Linked DNA regions of Homo sapiens: region 2 is linked to region 1. A link is a contact called in ENCODE Hi-C or POLR2A ChIA-PET data. All regions are on one chromosome and are shown on one strand. The core of a region is the stretch at or near the end of the contact, and the rest is flanking DNA. Distances in the headings are between cores, read along the strand shown.

The links. A loop is a pair of places that touch in the nucleus more often than their neighbours do. ChIA-PET counts read pairs that join two places held with the same protein, here RNA polymerase II (POLR2A). Pooled maps may share reads with other maps.
Region 2: a loop to region 1 is called in a pooled map, with 2.0 times the contacts of the local background. The contact joins two enhancer-like sites. A Hi-C loop is called at or near these places in 1 of 37 single-sample maps with no recorded cell type and 4 of 50 pooled maps. POLR2A ChIA-PET finds 5 or more read pairs at or near these places in 7 of 52 experiments (A673, H1, OCI-LY7 and 4 more).

The regions. Positions count from the first base shown.
Region 1 is chr10:13,280,437-13,285,249 of GRCh38, reverse strand. It overlaps PHYH (phytanoyl-CoA 2-hydroxylase), which reads left to right. Exons shown (of 9, transcript NM_006214.4): 7 at 1,411-1,560; 8 at 4,140-4,274. Among named protein-coding and RNA genes, the nearest start is that of PHYH, 17 kb to the left of the region's middle. Within about 2 kb of position 1,834, at least 2 of the 41 ENCODE cell types and tissues checked have a DNase peak (open chromatin) inside an H3K27ac peak, as active enhancers do.
Region 2 is chr10:13,325,251-13,330,063 of GRCh38, reverse strand. SEPHS1 (selenophosphate synthetase 1) reads left to right here. Exons shown (of 9, transcript NM_012247.5): 6 at 276-366; 7 at 1,614-1,713. Among named protein-coding and RNA genes, the nearest start is that of SEPHS1, 21 kb to the left of the region's middle. RefSeq lists enhancers at 1-143, 144-644. Within about 2 kb of position 2,288, at least 2 of the 41 ENCODE cell types and tissues checked have a DNase peak (open chromatin) inside an H3K27ac peak, as active enhancers do.

The DNA of each region.
Region 1 (4,813 bases), core at 585-3,084:
ATCGCACCACTGCACTCCAGCCTGGGCGACAGAGCAAGACTCCATCTCAGTAATAACAATAATAATAATAATAGAACGTCTCAGATTTCTTGCACCAATAATTAGTGTCAAATGAAAATATGTGAGTGTCTGGATCCTGATATAAAACCATTTAATGTGAAACTCATCAGTGAAGCCAAGGTTTAAAGTTTGGTGCATGCAACTGCAGTGGGCTTTGGCTGACAGAAGGCAAAGGGAAAAGTTTGCAGGGCTTCCAGAGCGTGTGGAGTCTCAGATACCCTGCTCAGATGCAGAGTGGGAGGTATGATTAGCTTAGTGTGGGTCACACATTCACCCTGGCCAGGAGAGAAGGGCTCTGGGTCAGAGTCTCAGCACTGTCTAAGAGGGATGTCGTCATTCCCAGAAGGAACTGGGGATGCTCTTAGGAAGAGGAATGGGCTGCTTCCCTTACCCTGACTCCTAAGGTGCTTCTCATGTCAATTTCTTTAATAAAGACATAACCGCATTACCTAAAGTAGCAACTAATTTGGGAAATAGTTACAAACAAACACAGTGTTTTAATTTACTATTCTTTCATTATTCTGGATGTAACATAAGTGCCTTTGAGCTCAGAAAAATTGAGCATTTTCTCCCCCCTATTTTGGGGAAATAGCTTCTCAGAGACACTCCTGAGTAAGAGATGAAGGATTTATTTAAAGTTCTGGGCGAGGAGGAGAACACACTGGGAACACTCACAGTTTCAGGCTGGAAATGCCCAAGAGATAGGTGGTTGCCTGCATTAACCACAAAAGGCAAAGCTAAGCTAGATCTTCATGTATAATGCAGTCATGAAGGGCAGGTGGAAATTCCACACTGTTCATTTCCTCCAAAAAATCAGTGATTTTAATATCAACATGTGACTTCTTTTTTTTTATTACCATTATTTTTCGAGACAGAGTCTTGCTCTGTTGTCCAGGCTGGAGGGCAGTGGTGTGATCATGGCTCACTGGAACCTCCCCCTCCCGGCTCAATCGATCCTCCCACCTCAGCCTCCTGAGTAGCTGGGACCACAGGCTGGCACCACCACGCCCAGCTAATTTTTGCAGTTTTTGTAGAGATGGGGTTTTGCCATGTTGCCCAGGCTGATCTCAAACTCCTGAGCATAAGCAATTCTCCCAACTTGGCCTCCCAAAGAGATGGGATTACAGGCATGAACCACCATGCCCGGCCAAAATGTGACTCTTAAAAACCAGATATCTGAGAGGCTTTTGTATACTGAAAAAAATGTAAGCATTTAATTTAGACATTTATTTCTCTTGGGAGAGAGAAATGCTTTCTTTCCCTGATGTTTGCTTTCCCTGATGAACCATTGACAATGTTTTTAATTATGGTACTCCCTCAAATGTAGACTTCACTTGCCTCTTGTTCTAGGGGGGAGTTAACAAAATGTTCCACGGGATCCAGGACTACGAGGAAAACAAGGCCCGGGTGCACCTGGTGATGGAGAAGGGCGACACTGTTTTCTTCCATCCTTTGCTCATCCACGGATCTGGTCAGAATAAAACCCAGGGATTCCGGAAGGTAAGCATTCACATTGCTGCACCTGCTGCAGAAGTGTGGGTTAGAAACAAAAATTGTATTCAATTCATTGAATTCAAATTAATTGAATAAAATTTTAATTAAATTGCATTAACATTTTAAAGATTTGTGGCTTTTAACCAACCTGGACTTTAGTCCAGTTTATTTACCAGGAAATATATTTGCTTACCTTGGGCTTTCTGTGCTCTTATCAGTAAGAAGCCAGGTGACCTCAGGATCCTAACCTTGTCAATATTGATTATGGGCCGGGCGCGGTGGCTCATGCCTATAATCCCAGCACTTTGGGAGGCCAAGGCGGGTGGATCACGAGGTCAGGAGATCGAGACTATCCTGGCTAACACAGTGAAACCCCATCTCTACTAAAAATACAAAAAATTAGCTGGGCGAGGTGGCGGGCGCCTGTAGTCCCAGCTACTCGGGAGGCTGAGGCAGGAGAATGGCGTGAACCCCAGGGGGTGGAGTCTGCAGTGAGCCGAGATCGCGCCACTGCACTCCAGCCTGGGCGACAGCGAGACTCCGTCTCAAAAAAAAAAAAAAAAATTGATTATGAAAGCCAGGTGCAGTGGCTCATGCCTGTAATTCCAGCACTTCCGGAGGCTGAGGCGGGAGGATCACTTGGGACCAAGAGCTCTAGACCAGTCTGGGCAACATGGCGAGACCCCACTTCTACTAAAAAAGAAAAAATCACTGTTGTCTCCTGAGGCCATGGGTTAGGGGCCAAATTTCGTCTTCCATTCATTCATATTTCCACCAGCCTCATCAGGGTCAGGATTAGGGTGGGACAAGTTGGGGCACTCTCTCCAGGGGTAAAATGTAAGGGGATGCCAAAAAAAGACTCTGCAATCGAGTTTAGTAACATTTTAATGCGAAATTTAAAAAAATCAAAATTAATGCAAAATACCCAATGTATTGGCTGCGCACAATGCCAAAAGTTTAAATAAAAGACACTATTGGACCCCACACTAGCACAACCTTCAGAGCTGTGCAAGTAGCGAGGTGCAGGCACAACGACACAAATCATGTTGTGGGTTTTAATATATAGACTTGGCAATTTTCCTTTTTTCTTTTTTTTTTTTTTTTGAGGTGGAGTCTCACTCTGTTGCCCAGGCTGGATTGCAGTGATGCAATCTCAGCTGACTGCAACCTTGGCCTCCCAGGTTCAAGCAATTCTCCTGCCTCAGCCTCGTGAGTAGCTGAGACTACAGGCACACGCCACTATGCCCAGCTAATTTTTGTATTTTTTAGTAGAGATGGGGTTTCCCCAGGTTGGCCAATCTGGTCTCGAACTCCTGGCCTTGAGTGATCGTCTCACCTTGGCCTCCCAAAATGCTAGGATGACAGATGTGAGCCATCTCGCCTGGCCCAATGTTTTTTAATGCTTTTATTTTAAAACATTTTATTATTTGTTTATATATTTATTTGAGACAGCATCTTGCTCTTTTGCCCAGGCTGGAGTGCAGTGGTGCAATCATAGCTCACTGCATCTTGGAACACTGAGGCTCAAGCCATCCTCCCACCTCAACCTCTCAAGTAGCTGGGACTACAGGCATGCATGACCACACCTGGCTAATTTTATTTTTTCATTTTTTGTACAGACATGGTCTTGCTATGTTGCCCAGGCGAGTCTTGAACTCCTGGCCTCAAGTGATCCTCCTGCCTTGGCCTCCCAGAGTACTGGAATTACAGGCATGAGCCACCGTGCCCAGGCTTAATGACTTTAATGTTCTGGGAAAATATTACTATAATTTCATAAAGATACAGATATAGGGGTGCGTGTTTTCCCTTTGCCTTGGGCTCTGTTACAGTGCCGTATGGCACCAGGGCTTACAGAGGCAATGGAGTTTGTGACTCCACTCCCTAGAAATTTGTTGTTTGGGGCAAAGTAGAAAGTCTTTCTGACAAGTGTGATCACTTGTGACAAAAAAGGTAAGTTTTAACGATTGCCTTGCAGCTTAGATCTGTTTATAACTTTTTCTAAAATAGGGAGAACCAAGCAATTTCATCCTTACCCTCAGAAGGAAGCAAGAGGGGTAATATATGTCACTGGTATTGGCTTTTAAATGTCCTTTTGATTTGAGAGAAGGTGTCTGCATTATTTTCTATCTCAAGGTATTTTTAGTTCTTTTCATAATCTATTGCCACTGAAATAACAATTCATCCCAAATTGGACCAGGTAACTAACTTATGAGATAAACTGCCGTGGAATGCAGTCCTTCTTAAGACTTTGGGATATTCATTCATTAGGAAAATAAAATGCTAAAAAAAAAAAAAACTAAATACCTCTTACTGACATAATTCCATTCCCTCTCCCATATATACCTTTCAAAAATACATGTCACATCTGGTTAACGATCTTTTGAAATTTCTCAATTAACTTCTAGCTGGAAACAAAAACAGGCTTAGTTACAAAGAGATTGACACAGGATGCAATGGACCTGACTTTCCACTTAGAAATCAAATACTGAGTGAAATAAATGACTTTCTAAAAGAAAGACTCCCTGCTTGGTCACTGGTATTCATGGGATGTTTTTCTCCAATATCAATTTGTTCACTTTGCACAGGCAATTTCCTGCCATTTCGCCAGTGCCGATTGCCACTACATTGACGTGAAGGGCACCAGTCAAGAAAACATCGAGAAGGAAGTTGTAGGAATAGCACATAAATTCTTTGGAGCTGAAAATAGCGTGAACTTGAAGGTATGTTTGTATACAATAGCAAGGTAAAAATCTCAGGTTTTTCTTTTCTTCAGATGCTTCATAATTCTCATACCTAGTTTATTTGACAGTATATAGTGCTTGGGTTTAGATTCATTTTAGGGACATCGCTGAGCCCCCACCAAAAATGACAATGGAATTTCCATTTACACTTGTGCCCCCGTGCAGGAGGCTTGAGAACTTCCTGCTGCTTCTTTATGTCTTGGGGCTGTCCAGAGGTGTGCTGGCTGTCCTGTTTCACACAGGACAGTAAAGGAAAACAAAACTACAGATTGAGATGAGAGAAAATCAAAGACAAAACCTTGCCTTCTGGCTGGGCATGGTGGCTCATGCCTGTAAATCCCAACACTTTGGGAAGCCAAAGCAGGAGAATCACTTGAGCTCAGGAGTTGGAGACCAGCCTGAGAAACACAGTGAGACTCCATCTCTACTAAAAAAGAAATAAAAATAAAAATTAGTCAGGTTGGGTGGAGCATAGCTGTAGTCCCAGCTACTCGAAGGCTGAGTTGAAAGGCTCACTT
Region 2 (4,813 bases), core at 1,039-3,538, 44 kb before region 1:
TGGGCTCAAGTGATCCTCCCCTCTTGACCTCTCAAAGTGCTGGGGTTACAGAAATGAGCCACTGTGTCCAGCCTGATGGCTGAATGTTTTGTTCCAGCAATAGCCTCAGTAGCAGGTTGCAAGGCTCTGTCCCATACATGCTGGTAGTTGGCTTCAATTTAAGTAAATGCAAAGGCAGATATATTTTTGACAGATTATTCCTTCTCTTGTGTTAATAACAATGAGCTCATCTCCTTGGTTAGTTTGACTAGAACATGCCCTTTTCTTTTCTTCAGGCCAGACAATGCAGTGCCAGGGGACGTGCTGGTGCTGACAAAACCCCTGGGGACACAGGTGGCAGTGGCTGTGCACCAGTGGCTGGATATCGTGAGTAAACCACTGCTGTGATGGGAGGGAGGGGAATGGTACGTTTGCAGGTAATTTTTGTTGGAGGATTTGGGAAATGAGGTTTTTTAGTTTCATATCCAGGGAGTTAATATTAGTCAAGTCCTTAAAGAAATCCTAGGAATTGTTCATAGTCTTTAAATAACAGTTTTGCATATTGAATGCTTGATTGCAGTAGGTAAGCCCCAGCTTGGAGCTTTAAGATTTTTCTGTAAAGAATTTGCTCGGCAGGGGGTTAGCTTTGTTTACTTGGCCCTGAGATAGCTTCGTCTTTCATGTCTTAAACATCACTAAGAAATAATATGAAGGAGAATTGGTGGAAGGCGTAGTGTTTGGGGTATAAATAAAACCAGGGTTATTGACAGTTTAAATTGTTTTATGCAGTTTTTGGTTGTTTTTGTTTGGTAGTTTTGTCTTTTTAAACTGATGAGTAACTCAGAACATTTTGATAAATAATTCTCTTGTGCAGAATGAATCTATCTATAATGAGGATATGTCTTGTGAGTCATTTTTCCAGTGAGCTATAATCATACTTTAAGATTGGTTTTCTTCATTGCCGTAACAACTCACAAATTAATAAGATTGGGGTATATTCTCACATATCATGGTGCATTTAATTTCTACAACTATCATCTGAAACTACCAGTCCTGAGAAACAGTTGAAAGAGAATAATCAATAATTACACGTCTTTCATCAACCTGGTATATCTTAGCTTGATGTCGCAGGGTAGAGAAATTCTCTAAGGCTGCCACGTTCTTTAGCAGTTTTTCCCTCCTCCCCCTGTGATGGGGAGCAGAGCAGAAGGCCACTGCGGGGATGTTGCGCAGAGGTGCCTTCCAGCCCCACCTCCCAGGCCTGAGCTAGCAGGGAGCTGGAAGCAGGTGAGGCAGGGAGTGTCACGGATGGGGGAGCCCTTCTCCACTAGCAGGACACTACACTGCATGTACAGCAGTGCCGCCGTGTGTCCCGCTAGACTACACATACCCAATAAATCACAGCACTTAATTACAGAAATGTGGGATGAGAACAGAAAAGACGCCATGCTGACAGGTCTAATGGACACCTAAAATACTATCCACAGAAAAACCAGAGTTGGAAAATTCAGTTTTCTGAATTAAAGTCCCTAGAAGTTAAATAAGAAAAAGTTGCTGTTTTTCTCAGTTGCTAGAAGTAAAGATTAATCACATTTTCCTCTCTTTCTCTCCCTCACCTACATTTCTATTATCAGCCTGAGAAATGGAATAAGATTAAACTAGTGGTCACCCAAGAAGATGTAGAGCTGGCCTACCAGGAGGCGATGATGAACATGGCGAGGCTCAACAGGACAGGTATGACAGGTGGGAAGGGCGCTTCGGTCCCAGGGGTCCAAGACAGTAAATGTCTTAGGCTTTTCTGGCCACATACTGTCTCAGGGTAGGTGGCCAGATTTTTGGCCAGTGACTACAGACCGTCTTCTCCTGGTACCAGGTTGGCATTCCATAGATCACTGCAGATGGTCCCTGACTTACAGTGCTTTATAATTAAGAAGGAAGTCCTAACTTCTGACATACCAGAGGAACTATTTCTAGAAAGCGTTTGTGTGGGTTACCTATGTAAGATTTGGAAGCAAACCATTCAGAATGGAAATTTAGAAAGTTTAAGATACTGGAGCTATTTCCAGAACATAACCTTGGAAGTCTAGAAGTGCCCCCACTCCCACCCATCCCCTGCATTCCTGCTTAGGTGTAACCACTGAATTTTGTGTTTATTTTCTTGCATTTTAGAATATTTTTATTGCACAGCCCTTGTGTTCTTAAGCAGCAAATTAGTTTTGCATTTTTTTTACTTGTTTTGTTCACCATTGTTCCTGAGAGTCTCCTTGTTATATGTAGCTGTAGTAGATTCCTTTTGGCTGTGTTGATTTTTCCACTGGCTTCTCTGCTCTCCTGTTTCACACTGGGGCGACTGCTATGGACTTCCTTGGCCCAGCCCTCTGAGGCACGTGTAAGAGATCAGTACTGGCTCAGCTTTTATAGATAGTGCCAAACTGTCTTCCAAAGTGTTCACCACAGTTTACAATGGCACACTATGTTTAGAAAGCGTTTTTTAATATGTCTTCTCTTCCCATTTATTTTATACATTTTTTCTACTATAAAAGAATTACATGCTTATTATAGAAAAGTTTTTAGAAAATGGAAAATAGTACAGAAAAAAGTTGTCCATAGTCCCTCCACCCAAAACAGCTCCGGCTAGCATTTTTATGTATTCTTCCAGGACTTTTTTTCATGTTTGGCTGGTGATTTACTATTGTTGTTTTAAAGTAGTGGTTAGTATAAGTTTTCACTATGTAATGGTTAGTATATGTATTTGGAGTGCCTGCTTTTGTTGTTTTGACATGACTAATGTTTCCCATATTATGTATCCTAGTAAACTTTTTTTTTTTTTTTTTTTTTTTTTTTGAGACAGAATCTAACTCTGTCGCCCAGGCTGGAGTCCATTGGTGTGATCTCGGCTCACTGCAACCGCTACCTACCAGGTTCAAGCAGTTCTGTTGCCTCAGCCTTCCCAGTAGCTGGGACTACAGGCACGCATCATCACCATGCCCGGCGGATTTTTGTATTTTTGGTAGAGACAGGGTTTCACTATGTTGGCCAGGCTGGTCTCGAACTCCTGACCTCAGGTGATCTACCCTCCTTGGCCTCCCAAGGTGCTAGGATTATAGGCGTGAGCCATAGTACACATAATTTTTAATGACTAGATAATGTTCTACCAGAGAAATGTACCACAATTATCTTTTACCTATTGTTTTACAATTCATTTGGAAATAAAAATTTTCTGTAATTTGTTGTTACTTGTAAGAAAGTTATAGCCAGGCACAGTGGCTCACACCTATAATCCAGCACTTTGGGAGGTTGAGGCAGGAGGATCACTTGAGTCCAGCAGTTGGAGACCAGCCTAGGCAACATAGTGAGACCCCATCTCGTCTCTTTAGCTGCGCCTGGTGCATTCCTGTAGTCTAAGCTACTCGAGAGGCTGAGGTGGGAGGATTACTTGAGCCCAGGATGTTGAGACTGCAGTGAGTGGTGATCATACCCCTACGCTTCAGCCTGGGTGACAGGGTGAGATCATGTCTCAAAAAAAAAAAAAAAGTTATAGATCAGAGGAACAGAATAGAGAATCCAGAGGTAGGTCCATATTATAGTCAACTGATTTTTTTTTTTTTTTTGAGATGGAGTTTTGCTCTTTCGCCCAGGCTGAAGTGCAGTGGCAGGATCTTGGCTCACCGCAACCTCCGCCTTCCGACTTCAAGTGATTCTTCTGCCACAGCCTCCCAAGTAGCTGGGATTATAGGCGCCCGCCACCACGCCTGGCTAATTTTTGTATTTTTAGTAGAGATGGGTTTTCACCATGTTGGCCAGGCTAGTCTTGAACCCCTGACCTTGTGATCCGCCTGTCTCGGCCTCCCAAAGTACTGGGATTACAGGCGTGAGCCACTGCACCTGGCCTAGTCAACTGATTTTTGACAAAGGAGTAAAGGCAATTCATTGGAGAAAAGAGTCTTTTCACCAAATGGTGCTGGAACAAGTGGACATTCACATGAAGAAAATTATTCTGGATGCAGATCTTATACCTTTCGTGAAGATTAACTCAAAATGAATGTTTAGTGTGTTTTCACACTGCTATAAATAGCCAAGACTGGATAATTTATTTATTCATTTATTATTATTATTATTATTTTTTTTTTTTTTTTTTGAGACTGAGTCTCTTTTTTTTTTTTTTTTTTTTTTTTTTTTTTTTTTTTTTGAGACGGAGTCTCGCTGTCGCCCAGGCTGGAGTGCAGTGGGGTGATCTCGGCTCACTGCAACCTGTGCCTCTCAGGTTCAAGCGATTCTCCTGCCTCAGCCTCTGGAGTAGCTGGGATTACAGGGCGCACGCCACCACACCCCACTAATTTTGGTATTTTTAGTAGAGACGGGGTTTCACCATGTTGGTCAGGCTGGTCTTGAACTCCTGACCTTGGCCTCCCAAAGTGCTGGAATTGCAGGCGTGAGCCACCATGCCCAGCTGACTGGGTAATTTATAAAGGAAAGAGGTTTAATTTACTCACAGTTTCACATGGCTGGGGAGACCTCAGGAAACTTACAGTCGTGGCAGATGGTGAAGGGGAAACAGGCACCTAGGTTCTTCATGAGGCAGCAGGACAGAGAAGAGCAGGGGAAACTGCCACTTACAAAACCATCAGATCTCATGAGAATTCATTCACCCTGACGAGAACAGCACGAGGGAAACCGCCCTCATGATTCAGTCACCTCCCACCAGGTCCCTCTCTTGACATGTGGGGATTACAATTCGAGATGAGATTTAGGTGGGGACACAGAGCCAGACCATATTGATGATTCGTAGACCTAAATAAAACACAACAATATAAAACTGGAAGAAGGTAACATC